Linked DNA regions of Homo sapiens: all the other regions are linked to region 3. The links are chromatin contacts, found by Hi-C or POLR2A ChIA-PET in ENCODE. All regions are on one chromosome and are shown on one strand. The core of a region is the stretch at or near the end of the contact, and the rest is flanking DNA. Distances in the headings are between cores, read along the strand shown. Region 1 has its middle 15 kb from the start of LINC01213. Region 2 overlaps LOC107986141 (a long non-coding RNA gene). Region 3 overlaps LINC01214 (long intergenic non-protein coding RNA 1214).

The links. Hi-C counts contacts between places; a loop is a spot of excess contacts on that map. ChIA-PET counts read pairs that join two places held with the same protein, here RNA polymerase II (POLR2A). Pooled maps may share reads with other maps.
Region 1: a map of endothelial cell of umbilical vein shows a loop between it and region 3 (3-fold over the local background). The contact joins two enhancer-like sites. A Hi-C loop is called at or near these places in 3 of 168 maps with a recorded cell type or tissue (aorta, astrocyte of the spinal cord and endothelial cell of umbilical vein) and 1 of 50 pooled maps. POLR2A ChIA-PET finds 5 or more read pairs at or near these places in 9 of 52 experiments (A549, AG04449, AG04450 and 6 more).
Region 2: a map of endothelial cell of umbilical vein shows a loop between it and region 3 (3-fold over the local background). The contact joins two enhancer-like sites. A Hi-C loop is called at or near these places in 8 of 168 maps with a recorded cell type or tissue (Caco-2, Calu3, PC-3 and 5 more) and 6 of 50 pooled maps. POLR2A ChIA-PET finds 5 or more read pairs at or near these places in 9 of 52 experiments (AG04449, MCF 10A, OCI-LY7 and 5 more).

Annotation. Positions count from the first base shown.
Region 1 is chr3:150,251,198-150,255,897 of GRCh38, reverse strand. No RefSeq gene overlaps it. Among named protein-coding and RNA genes, the nearest start is that of LINC01213, 15 kb to the right of the region's middle. Within about 2 kb of position 2,082, at least 5 of the 41 ENCODE cell types and tissues checked have a DNase peak (open chromatin) inside an H3K27ac peak, as active enhancers do; they include endothelial cell of umbilical vein, where a contact is called at or near this core.
Region 2 is chr3:150,346,326-150,350,971 of GRCh38, reverse strand. LOC107986141 (a long non-coding RNA gene) reads right to left here. Exons shown (of 3, transcript XR_001740958.1): 2 at 2,553-3,594. Among named protein-coding and RNA genes, the nearest start is that of LINC01214, 25 kb to the right of the region's middle. Within about 2 kb of position 2,336, at least 12 of the 41 ENCODE cell types and tissues checked have a DNase peak (open chromatin) inside an H3K27ac peak, as active enhancers do; they include PC-3 and Panc1, where a contact is called at or near this core.
Region 3 is chr3:150,299,560-150,304,019 of GRCh38, reverse strand. The region is part of intron 1 of LINC01214 (long intergenic non-protein coding RNA 1214); the gene reads left to right. Among named protein-coding and RNA genes, the nearest start is that of LINC01214, 22 kb to the left of the region's middle. Within about 2 kb of position 2,884, at least 3 of the 41 ENCODE cell types and tissues checked have a DNase peak (open chromatin) inside an H3K27ac peak, as active enhancers do; they include PC-3, Panc1 and endothelial cell of umbilical vein, where a contact is called at or near this core.

The DNA.
Region 1 (4,700 bases), core at 833-3,332, 47 kb after region 3:
CTTCAAGGTGAAATCAGTGAAATGTTTTGAGAGCCCTGGTGCAGAGTTTCAGGCCTGTCACAGCTTCTTTGCTAACATCTTCACCTTGGCACTTGGGTTCTCCTTGAGTGTCCTCCCCACCCCCTTCACCAGCCTCAACCTCACTCTGCCTACCTCATCACCCTGGGAGCTGCTTGCATGCATCACTGTTTTGGTGGATGGCAGCAATACACAAGGGCACCTCATTGTTGGAAAGGAACTGCCTTCCGCCTGCCAAGGACAAATGCAGACACACAAAGCAATATCAAGCAAGACTTCACATCAAAGGGAACCCTGCCTGGGCTTGCCAAGAGCAGGCTGCCTCTGTGTCTTTCTCTTCAGCCTTGTCAGTATTCTTAGGGTCCAACAGGCCTATGGTGTCCCTGCCAGGCCGCCTCATTCACCCAGCACTCCTGTTCACTCTGACACCAAAAGCTCTGGGCTCTCCCTGAATCTGGGCTCGACAACTTGAACGGAGCACAATGCCAAGTGTTTAAAAATGCTGCGTGATTAGGAAGGAAAATCTCTGAGAAATATTTACTCTGTGAATTCTATGTGAGTAGGAGAACAGAATACTTTACCTTGTTCAGTGAAGCAACACATAGAAAGTTAAGAAATCCCTGCCTAAGACCTAGGAAAGCTTACCTAAAGAGGAAGGAAGAATGCTCTATGAGCGGAGATTTGGGAACATTGGAACCAACACTGAAATTGACACTGGCTGGCCTGGGCATTCAGACGTGACTGGGGAAGTCGTGTGACAAACAGAAGATCCAGAGAAACTTTAAGTTCTGCTTTAGAACCAACAGAAGAATTCAGGTTCTGTTGCTTTAAGGAAAAGAACACGTTTGTTTTACAAAGAGGATGAGGGAAAAATGGAAAAGAGAGACTGGCAGGGACAAAAAAGGGGATTGAAACTTTATTTTAGACAACAGGTAAGCCTATCTGTCTGTTCTGGATGCTAAAGAACTCTTCTGGAAGGATACACTCATCATCAAAATACAATGGAAGTTACAAAGTTTTAAAGTCAAATATTGTGAGAACTTGAAACGGGAGATGGTCTTTTCCAATTTTTTTTTTTTTTTTTAGTTATGAAAATCTAAGGCTCAGGAATGTCAAGGGGCCTTTTCACAGTCACACAGCTGCTTAGTGACAAAGCTGTAGCTAGAACCCTGAGCTTCTGACTCTCAGACATGGGTTGTTAAATCACAGCGTGGTATAATGGTGCTACGTGTGGCACGTGATCAGAGAGCACAGGTCTGCAACTTCATCAAGTAAGGTATTTTTAACATGGTGACTTCAACACTTTGACTAAGCTCTTCCACTGTAGCCAACCCTACTGCACTGTTCCAACAGCTTCCCAGAATGGTAGTAATTAGAGCAAAGAAAAAAAATAGGACCCAGAGAAAATGTAACATTTCTTAGTAGTGGGAGGAGGTGGAAATAAATGCATTTACATAACTTTCTACTTTCAGAACACTTCATGTGACTACGGGTTATTAACCTAGGGTCCATGAAGAGAACTCAGGCATTCCAGGACAGGAAAAAAAAATTACATCTTTTACTGAACTCTCACTGAAATGCATCATTACCTTCATTATGAATGTAGGCAACAAACCACAACAGTGTTTGCAGTCTTTGGACTTTGTCACTAATAGAAATAAACATTTTCACATTGTATTAGCTGTTGCAGGTATCTTGAAATATCTTTACCTTTTTTATCACTTTGCTGTGATGGTAGTTTTTAGATCTGCTGCTAGATTTTGTTAAATAGTGCTTAATAAGCACCTATATTACTATACCACAGATTTTTATAAATGTTTTGATAATCATATTTCAATATAATTGGATTATTTTATAATTCTATGTATGTATTTATTTTAAGCTGTTAAAGGCATTATTCTAAGAAGGGATCTGTAGACCTCACCTGTCAGAGGGGTCCTTGGCATGAAAGTTAGGAACTCTGACATGTGAGGGGTCAACGAGTGTCAGGTTGCCAATGGATACCCATGTCACTAGGTCCCCTGTCCCTGCACCATCATCCTGTGGGCTCAGAATGAAGGGATGCTTGCTTGTCATTCTGGGTTGGAGAGCTGCCAATATCTCTTGCCACAGACTGTGTTTGTAATTCCAGGGTGTACCAGCCTTTGAAAACTGACATGATTATATTGCAAAACGTGACAGAAAAGAATCCATTGTTTGGCGTTATTATTAAAATTAAGACTGATATGGAGTTGGTAATATTTATATTAAGAGGGCTGTGTTCACACGTCCATGGAAGTTGACTTTTCTGCGGGAACTGGCACTTTAAAGTCCAGTCAAAAGGAAGTCAATGTTTTCAAAGATGACAAAAACTGATTTGGCATGGTCAGTACATGTTCAGACTATTATTAAGTAAGAAAAATAAAAATTTTAAATATTAAGACACCATTTCCACCTCTCAAATAGGCCAAGAGTTTTAAAGGTGGTAATTCTCAGGATCGATAGGGTGTAGTAAAATAGATATTTTCCTAAACTACTCACAAGACCAAGGCTTGACATAACTTTTCTAGATGGCAGATTGGGCTTTATGTTTTAAGTGAGTGCTTTTCACCCAGTAATTTCACTTCTAGGAATTTATTCTGCAGGCAGAATTACAAAGATATTCTTCAAAATATTATTCATAACAGTAAAAAAATTGGAAACAGCGTGAATGCCAACAACAAGAGCTTGGTCAAATTATGCTACATCTGTAGGATGAACTATTACGTAGCTAATTTAAAAAATAGCCATTCTGACAATATGTAATGATATAAGGAAATGTGTAAAAATAATGTAGACTTAAAATACAACACATAAAACTGCAAGTATAAAATAATTCTGTTTTTTAGTTTTAAAATATCCTTCGTATTTCTTTGCAATCTTACTTATGTACATATACCTATAGAATATGTGTGTGTAAAAAACTAGAAGGAAATATATCACAGTGTTAGGGTAGTGGCATTTAATTATTGGGTAGAGGCATTTTAATTATTTTTATTTACTTCTTTATGTTTTTGGAACTCCTGACATTAGGAGAAGCAGTAAGACACTGTTTTTAAGAAGATGAGCTGGTGCCACATGGGCTGATGTGTTTGCTGTGCCTTCTTGTTGCTCCAGACAAAAGTTTGTTTTGCTGGTTGCTACTGAGTGTTATTTTTCTTGTAACCTTTGCTCTCTTTCCCCACCATTGGCTTCCAGATGTCTGATTTCACCAAGTTCAGGGCACTGGACGCATGTGCATTTTCCCCTCTAACTTGAACAGGAAATTCAGAAACTGCCTTAAGCCTGCCAGCCTGATAGAGCCAGCACCAACATGAATATCAACCCAAAACCTCTTGGCCTAATGAAAAATAGCTCGATGGGGGAATGTGAAGCTTTTGTAAAAACTGGTGACTGAGTTTGAGATAGGGAAAGAATTTTAGGAGGCATCTGCCCCTCTTTCCTCTTGGTCAATGATGGCTTCTGCCTAGTTGTGCTTTCTGCATGTTGTGGGTGAAAAATGGAGATAAAAAGTAATTATTCTACAGCAACTTAACCTTTTGCTGATATTTGGTAGAAAGTGATAAACTTTCAACTTTCTGTCATTATTTAGCATGTAGTGTATAAATTAGCTGGAAAAAATTCTGTTTGAATAGATGAAGACATATTTTCTACGGATTTTACCTTGAAAGTGAGAAATACAAAGGTAATTTTCTGTTTGTGAATGTTTGTTTTAGGGTTCTATTATTTGCAGTGCCATTTAGAATTTTGGAAACATTAGAGTCTATATTCCATTCCTCCTGTCTTTCTTAAACTTGGATCAATTTTCTCCGGGTGAAGTTTAAAATAATAAAAACTGGGAAACCATTTACTCAATGCCTCCTGTTGCATAGCAATCTAAACAAACAGGCCCCTTTCCTCTGTTAAGAACTTCCAATAAGACAAATCACAAAGCTTGTGTTTAAAAAAATGATTTCCAAGTTCCCCACCCCCAACCCCATTTGAAAGCTTCCTTTAAAAAAAATAGAGGCAAAAGATTGTAGACAAGAAACTTAATTGACTTTTTAGTGAGTCACTTCTCATGCTACTACAGGGATTAGAAAACTCTTTTGTTTGCGGTGAGGCCAGAGGATCTGAACTGGACACATAAATACCAAGCCAACCAAAGCAGGACAAATAATAAGAAATAATAGTAACCATCAGGTGGTCAGTATCTTCTGTGTAGCAGACACAGTGCCATGTAAGTTATCTAATCTTATAACAAACTTCCTGTGTTGGATATCTTACATTTGCACCCCCAGGTCCTCTCTCTACTCTTTTCCATCCTGTTCTCTGCCCAGGGAGGATGACCTATTTAGACAGCAGCAAAGGGCTTGCTTACCCAAGAGTACTGGCAGGAGAGAGGAAGGAGGAGGTAAGATCAGAGTATGTTCCTGGCCCCTTCTCTGCTGGTTCCTGCAGGTTGGCTGTGTCCCTCTACCCAGAGATACAGCTCCTGCCAGGCAGCCCTTTCCATTCCACTCCCCTCCCTGGCTTCCAAGAATGGCTCCTCGATGCTTCATTCAGGTCTAGTGGTGGGAAGAGCTCCCTGCGGTTGCCAGCTCCATATCGAAGTGAACTCTTAGGCAATGTCTTCTCATGCAATTTATTGGGAAATCAATCAGAGATTGACCTTTGCTAGACAA
Region 2 (4,646 bases), core at 1,087-3,586, 48 kb before region 3:
TATTTTTATTCCTTCAATGCTACTGAATTCCACTTTGGCAGTGTGAGGGTGTGAGGGCAGGGGGAATAGGAAGGGTGAGGTAGGGGAGATGATATATGCATGTTGAGTCCTTTAAAAACTTCCCCCCAAATGGTCTCTGCAAATCTCATTGGTCACCATTTCCTGCCATTCAGTTTGCCCAGATGTATTTAGTTTCTGTTGTTGCAAAGCCATTCAGCACCCCACCACCAGAAGAGGGTAATATTGGTTCTAGCACATCTCTGTTGGCAGAGAAATCAGGAAGACTTTGAAAAACAGTGATCGTTTAACTTTGCAGTATAATGGATGGTTTTGTAGGCCTTTTTAGCTGACTTTGAAGTTGAGATCTTTTACACAATTAAATCTAGTTGTTATGGGTTCATGCCAGTCAGAAAGCACGAAGAGTTGTGTTTTTCAATACCTGGAGGAAAGAGGCAGTCATTGCATGGATTGACGCCTCAGAGCCCTATAGTCTACAAAAAGGTCTATAAAATCCAACCATCTTCATTCTTTCAGTAACTATGCTAAATCTGTAGTAGCTAACCTGCCAGGAAGTATTGTCTGAATGACAACTGAACAGACAGTGGGGATAATCATTCCAACTTAGATACGTATTTAATAAAGCTTATGCAAAATATAAAAAATTTAAAATGATACATTGAAGTCATGAGAATACAATCGCCTTTGAGCAGAGTTAATGAATTGATGCCATTTCACAGCAGGAGAAGTGGGGAAGGTAGGGGGAAAATAATAGACTAATGGAATTTCAGGGTGTTTGGAATTCAAGAAGCAAATGTTTCCACTTCTGATGAGCCCTCTAAGGACAATTCCTGGAACATGGCCTGCAGAAATTCTGTACAACCGCAGCCCTCTCACTTCTCCAGCAGCAGCAAGACACCACCGGGCAAGACCATGGTGCTTTCTGCCCAGGCTCTAATTCATGCCTGCAGAATAACAATCTGCTCTTGGTGCACCAAGCACAATGCAAGCCCTCTAAGCTGCCACTCATGCGGGGCCTGCTAACACTCCCGGCCCTTGTTTCTGATTCTTGGCATTGTTGGCGCAGGGAGTGTGGGGAGAGTCACATACTTCCATGCTGGGAAAGGCAGGGCCCCTGGTGGCCCAGCAAGTCATCAGACAGCCTGGGCAAGAGCAGCAGCCAGATGAGCTAGAGGGCAGCTTGAACCTCTTGGCAAACTTGCCAAACATTGAGGAATCTGGGGATTGTGGTTCCAAAAAGTCTGGTTTCTTTTGGAACCAGACTGAAGCATGAATTTGAGTTGGGGACAAGGGATCCCCCAACTCAAAAAAAAAAATCCACCTCATTAAAAATTCCTTTGGCATGGCATATTGCTACAGAGTCTGATTGTAGTGCCAGTGTCTTTCTAACACCCTTCAAATAACAGTGCTGACAAATTCCTAAGCAGCCGTCAAATTACATGATCTTGACCTGGTTGGATAAAAAGTGATGCTAGCACAAAGGTGATTGATTGAGGATTATGACAGTCAGACAGATGACACAGTGAATATTGGAAGTATTAATAGCAAGCTTATTCCTAATCTTTACACTGTAGGCAAAAGAAGTAACATGTCAAAAACACCACAGAATATTTTTATTATGGGAGGAGGCAAAACGTTCTTAAGCTTATAATGTAGTGGCACCTTATAGGTAAGACTTAAAGCCTCAAAGCTTTGTTTTAAAGCAACGACTGGTGTTGATTCTCAGTCAATTTAAAGGATGAAAAGGGCTGTAAAACTATTTTACGGTAGGAATAATAGCTACCACTTTTTAAGCACTATGTTACAGGGATTTTAAATATATTAGCTAATTTAAGCCTAATGGCAGCCTTGTCAGGTAGGTACCTTTGTCCCCAGTTTATATACAACTGCAAATTCTGAGACAAAGGATAGTTAGACAGTTCTGCCTGATCCCAAAGCCAGTGCTCTTCAATTCACTGCAGTAAGCCACCTCTCTGGAGCTGAAAGGAGACATGAAACTAGGGACATGAGATAAATGGATTTTTTTTCTCTAAAGAATTGCCATTTTTCTGGATCTTGGATAGAGCTTTATCTTGAGAAGTAACCACGCTTGCTCTTCACAGACAAGATACAGCAACATCTAATATGGAGAAAAACTGTGAGCATTTCCACTTCTGATTAATGAATCAAAACTGAACCAATAAAGTCTAGCCTTTGTGACAGTTCTTTGTCTCCTCCTTGGCCAAGAATTTCTGTACACACTGAGTCAGAGTGTCAGCACTCTCTTAACTTGGCGCACGCAACTTGACATGAGTCACCAGAAGGATTTGAAACTTCGGGTTGGAAAAAGCCACTGCTGTTAAGTTGGTACAGACAAAAATATTTGGGCGTCAACTCTTGTGTTCCTGGATATAGCTTGTTCGTTCATCTGTGTGTTGATTCATTCAATAAATATTCTAATGTACCCAATAAAATACAAAATACTGGGTAAAAAGTTTAATTAGTAAACAAACAAACAAACAAACAAAAAAAAACAGTGAAATCAAGTGTCTCACCTCAACCCCTAGTTTCTCTGTTGAGGGACAATCACTGCTAGCAGTTTCTTGGAGGATCCTTCTAGAGATATTCTAGGCATATTATGTGCCTTTCCCTTGGTTTACATAAGTGTTATTGCACCCCTGCAATAGCCTGGGCACTGATTTATGTAAAGTGATGATCAAGACTTGGGCCCTGTCCCTGAGGAGGAAATAGAACATAAACCAACTTCCACTTTATGATTGACAAGTTCCCTGATTGGAGGTACTTATAGGAGTGGTGGTGGTCTGAGTGAATCAGGATTGAAATATCAATGTGTCTTATCAGCTGTCACAAGTAAATTGTTGTTATTAATAGTGAAGTGCCAGCATTTGAAAATTATTTTTTAAAATAGGATAACATGTATTCCTGTGATAATTTCAACCTCACTTGCATCCTAATTTGCTTGTGAGACAGAAAAGTGTGGAGATTAAGCTGTTTCACTGAGAATTGTGCGTGACGCTGGACACACCCATGGTAGGTTCTCTTGTGAATGTGATCTGGTGCATATCCCAGGGAGCTGAACATTTTGTACAATCAGGGTACAAGAAGAGCATAATTTCTTCATTTTCTGGGGGACAATTAGAAAGTTTTCCCTAAATAGTATATGCTCCCATTTAGTGGGGTATGGTTTTCCTAGTTGCCTGGTTTCAAAATATTCATCCTTACAATGGAAGGGAAGTCAGGAAGTGATAAAACCTCCCATCTGGATTGAATACAGTTTGGGACAGTAGTTTGTGCACGGTGAGGCAGATAACACTTTGCAGATTTAGGAGACAGCTGAATCTGATGCATGTGGATGCAAGCTACTGGTAGAAGGCTTGGAGCAAATCCTTTCAATGCAGCTTGGATTTATGGGAGATTTTCAGGCGCCTGTAGGCTTTGAAGAGGCGTACAGTAGTATTTGGTTCACAAAGAGTTCACGTTTACTTCGGTTCACCTGGATTCTCACTCCCAATTGAGTTTTATTTCCAGTATGCTTGTAAACCAACTCCAGACTCGGATGCAAACTCGGCTCAATGTCTGATAGGGAGTTAAAGAGAGAAAATACAAAATGGCATAAATGAGTTTCACATGATTTCCAATCCAAGCTATGAGCTGGCTCTGGCTCGCTCAATCAGCCAGGAGCAGAAAAAGTTTTGCAAACTTCAGTGACCCTTGCAAAAAACCTGGTCTACATCCTGCCTTCAGGAGAAAACCCAGAACCGGTTAGATGTGCCCTGTTTTGGTTTCTATTACAGCTTGCCTTGCAGCCGTCCTAGGAGAGACTGTGGCCCAAGTACATTCTCCTCTTGATCTTCTAAATGTGCCCCTCTAAGGGGCAAGAAGGTTTGCTTTTATTATGGCACATAAGGCAAAAATGTGTCTTGGAATGAAGCACAGCTGAATTGCTGAGGGCAGGACTATAAAATACAATCTTTCCCAAGGATTTTCTTCCTTAGGAGCTCAAATGGCAGCCTAGCTTGACAGCAGGGGCTCTATGCTGACTTAAGTTTTTATATCATGTCAGAAAAATATAAATATAATTATCTTCCTTCGTTAAAGAACCCACAACCCAAATTTGTACAGTTAGTCAAATTTCAGTTTAAAAAATACTGAAATATGTTATTATCCTTTTAAAAGTCATCTGTACAACACTATGATATAGGGCATAAGGTTTGAGAGGGATTTTTTCTTCCTTTCTTCCTTTTTTTCCTTTCTAAGTCATATGAAGCAGAACTAGATCTGAGTGAAATCTTGCCTTTTCACGTAGTTTTTTTCCCTAGCTAAGTTAAATAAAGCACAAAAAGAGTGCATTTCCCAAGTACCTTATGAGATCCTGTCAATTTGTTTCTTCCCCTTGCTTTGAAAACCACCCCTAAAGAGATAAAATTACTTGCATCGATTCTTACAGAAAAGCAGCCAAGGTTTTATTAAAAACATTGTCCTTCGTACTCTTGCATATTTTCTTTTTCTCCCTAACATGGAAGGACATCAAATATAAAAGAAACGCAAATGTACAATACTGCCTCTTTCATCTTTGCTCAATTTCCAAAATCTTCCAACCCATCGCTTTACTTTTCTTTATTAAATTT
Region 3 (4,460 bases), core at 1,635-4,134:
TAGTGAAGCCTAACATCCTGGCCATTCTGCTGCCCCCAGAGGCCACCATTTACCATGCAGTCACAAGACCTATGCTGGCATCATCAAAACTTTGAGTATGAACCTTAAACTGAGGCTACAGCGTCCCCAAATGTGGCATGATTGGTTTTACTCAATGATTATGCATTCCAGTTATTCATCTTGTGGGTAGATTTGAACTGCAGCAGTACCCTGCGTTTTAGTGTGTAGAATGGGTGAAGTTGAAATGAGTGGGAGAGAAGGAAGACATTTATCTAAAGAAGCATTTCCCTTAGTGTCCCATGCATGCCAATGATTGCCTTCCGTACTCTTCTGATGTCCTAACCTAAACTATAGAGTTTGTCCTGTCCCACTAGCTTCAGACCTTACAGACATACAGGGCGTATCCAGACAACAACTGGTAATACCAACCCTAGTTACACTGATGACACCAAGACCCTATGCAGATGCCTCAGAGTGAATGTTGCTACAGAAAGACAGACTAACTAAATTGATGGTGGGATTAGCATGTGCTGAACCCTAGTAAAAGCAATTTATTTTTTTGTCTCATTCCAGGCAGCCGTGGTGAGATTTTTCCCCACCCCACCCCCCAAAATAGAGAATCCTTGGTTTTCCCAAAAGTAGCATAATTTTCCTGATGTAAACGGTAGATACTGCCATAATCTCTTGTCAAAGATTTCTTCAGGAGGAATAATTTTTCTGTGAAACTTCAATTAAGGAAAGAAGTAGCTCAGTGAGTATGCAAACATATAACAGGTGTAACTCTGAAACTTCCACTGCAAGTATTATTCTATGCAAAATATTATTTTTTCTTTTTATATATGATGGGGAGGTGAGATTAAGAATTATTTTAGACCCCATTGAACCACTCCCCGTCTTTACATTTCTTCCAGTTATCCTTTCATCTTCTAAGTGCCTATATTTTGAAGTTTTCAATTCCCTTTTGTTTCTGACTTCTGTTTCTAGTTTTTTATAATCCTCCTTTCACTGCCTTTCTTTTGGTTCAATCTGATGCCTTTCTTATTTCATTCTCTTTACTACAACATTTTCTATGTGTACTTTTGCACTTATTTCCACTGCCTTTTTGCTCCCAGTTTTAGTGTCTAATCTCCTTTATCTGTTGTGTGTGTATGTTTTGCTTTTTGCCACTAATGATAATTATTTTTACTTCTGAGGATTGTTTCTTTCTTTCAAAAAAAGATTTAGAATGTGAACATTTTATCTGTTCTCATTTGTGGTATCTTTGTTTATTTCTTGAGTCTTCCAGTTTGGAACTCTCTCTCTCTGCCACAAATTCTGCCCTTCAGAAACTCTTTTACAACATGCCATAGTGTGTGGCTCCATCTAATTAAGAGAACAGGAAAAAAAAAAAAACCCAGATGATGAAAAAATTGGGCTGAGATTATCAGCCACCAATATTTTGGTTTGTTAGAGGACTTTCTCCTTTTGTTTGAGGGGGTGGAGGGGCTGTCCACTGCAAATATACCTCTCTATGCCTTGATGACATGTGCATTGGAGGAGTTTCTGGCACAGACATTTAATAGCCTTCAATGGTCTCTGAAGGAAATTAGTCAGTGTTGCCAAAAATATCAGAGAACTAAGCAGAAGAGTAGAAATATCATGGAGAGTAGGCTAAGGGATTAAGAAGCTAAGAAAGAACTGGAATGTTCAATTGGTTAAGGAAAATCTGAGTATGGATAAAAAACACAAAGCCTATGTCTGTGAATGTCCTAGAAGCTGTGTTATATCATTTCACCTGTTACTTTGATGAATTACTATTTACTGTAGTGAAGCCATGTTACACCATCCATGTGGGTCAAGCTTCCTTTTTAAAAATCTGACCTCAGGTTCCCAACACCTAGTCTCCTAAGGAAGAATAGCAGGAACTTTAACTCGTAATTAGGAATTAACAATTCGAATGTTTCTGTATGTGACTCTGCAGATACATCTTTTAAAAAACACACAGAAATTAGGCAGCTTCTAATATTTTTTAAATAGGTAGGCCACTGGCTTGGGGTGGAATTGTTCCTATGTGTATTATTTATTTGGAAGAGAATTTGCCTGAGCTAACTAGATTGCAAATCGGCATGTAATGTAAATTTATTGAGGGTTAGAGGTATGTCTTTTACAACCGTATATCCCTGGAGAACCTACTGCATAGCTCTGTACATTGTTAGCACTTAACAACTATTTGTTGAAACAATGCACAAAGGAATAAACAGCAAATTTTGGTAAAGTTGGAAGGGACCCCAAGTGATCAGCATGTGCTTCTCCATCCGGAATGAGGTAAATGGACAAGTGCACACGAAGGCTTCCTTCTTTCCTGGATTCGCTTTTAATATAGGAACAACAGGGTCAGTTCCTTGTTCTTGAGGATTCATGGGGATTGGAACTTACAAGCCAAGTTCCCAATTTACAGAGTATGTGGAAACAGTTTGACGGACAAACTCCATAAGGACAAAAGTGTATCACTTATCAATCACCTTCAGCAACCAAACTGGGCGTTCAGAACAGCCCTTGTTAAGTAACCATATAGGTGAGGCAGCACAGGAGATTCAAACAAAATCAAATACGAAGAGACTGAAATAATGCTTTCTGAGAACTGATATTCCCAAGTTGGCATACAGATCTAGTTAGACACAAAGCCATTCTCTTTCCCATAAATTCAGGGAATACTAGGCTAAACCAAAAGCCTGTCTTATTTTAGTTGATTGGACTAAAATAAAAAGGGGGCTCTCTAAAAGTAAAAGGAGACAAAACGAAAAGACTTCACAAGTGTAGTTAGAGAATTTACAGCAGGAAGCAGCAGTTTGTTTTTCCTTCCGACTTTACAGCCTGTGACTGATGACTAGTTAGTGAGTAAGCAAGTATAGAGTAAGTGTAAGGAAATGATAATCATTTCTTATCATACTGATAATCGTATCAGTTTAATAGTAAGCGAGTGTGCTTTGTGTTGGCAAGACTCTAATTCAAAGTAGTATTTCTCCAATATGGACCTTGGGATTACTTTTAGCACATTCACCACCTTGTAAGCAAGACTTTGGCCTTCTTCATGGCACAGATATTTACTGGGCAATACCTTGCAGCACACACTAGGCACTGGAGATAAAGAAATCAAGGAGGTAGCGACTGCCTTGTGGAAGGGCGGTTTCGTCATGCCAACACAACCTAAGGGAAGCTCAGAAATTCCATCCTCAATGGCTTTTTCCCCCGAAAAGCATAATACATACAGTAGTTCCCCCTTATTTGTGGTTTGTTACCTGTCGTCAATTGAGGACAAAAAAAAATCAAATGGAGAATTCCAGAAATAAACAATTTATAAATTTTAAATTGCCCATTGTTTTGTGGTGATGAAATCTCTCACCGTTCCACTCAGCCCTGCATGGGACATGAATCATCCCTTTGTCTAGGGCATCCATATCCACACTGGATATGCTACCTGCCTGTGGGTCACTTAGTAGCCATGTTGGTGATCAGATGGACTGTTATGGTATTGCAGTGCTTGTGTTCAAGTAACTCTTATGCTTCTTAATAATGACCTCAAAGTGCAAGAGTAGAGATGCTGGCATATTGTTATAATTGTTCTACATTATTATTCATTACTGTTGATTTCTTACTGTGGCTAATTTATCAATTAAACTTCATAATAGGTATTAATGTATATGAAAAACATGGTACATATAGAATTTATATCTGCAGTTTCCGGTATCCACTGAGGGTCTTGGAACATATTCCCCACAGATAACAGGAGATTACTGTATATTGGTTGATTTGAATGGATTTCCTTCCCCCACCTTGCCACCTGATTCCACCACAACCTCTTCGAATAGACCCCATAATTCAGACATGATAATGTCATGGTCTCTAACATGACAGTATTTCTTTTAAAGACTTTTAAATGAGTCTATATGTTGGCAACAGCAATTTCATGTGCATTTTTCTTGATAAATTTTGATTAGCTAATGAAGTATAGCAATACCTAATATTTATAATACCTCCTAATTCAGCCTCACATAAAAATTTAAATTAAATATTTAACATAGCATGTTGTGGTTACTTTGAAATGTTATGTGCTGAGGTAGGGCACTGATTTGTTTACTAAGCACTGACAAATATATTATGTTTTATTTACTCTCAGTATCACTTTATTGTTGCCTTCCTTCTACTTCAGTTATGTCTTAAAATAACTGTTACGTACTTTAGCAATAACACATATAGCAGAAAATTTGGAAAACAAATAAAAACTCAAAAGAAACAGGAAAATAAGTTACCCCAAATCCTGTCGCACGTGGGTGGCTTCCATTATGTTTGGCAAAGCCTTATAATGTTTTTTTCATGTATCTTATGTTGCTTGACAAAAATTGTATCACATTATATTTACAGCTTTGAGCCTGTTTTTCTCTTAACAACATATTGGGGGCTGTTTTCCCATGTCAGCAAAG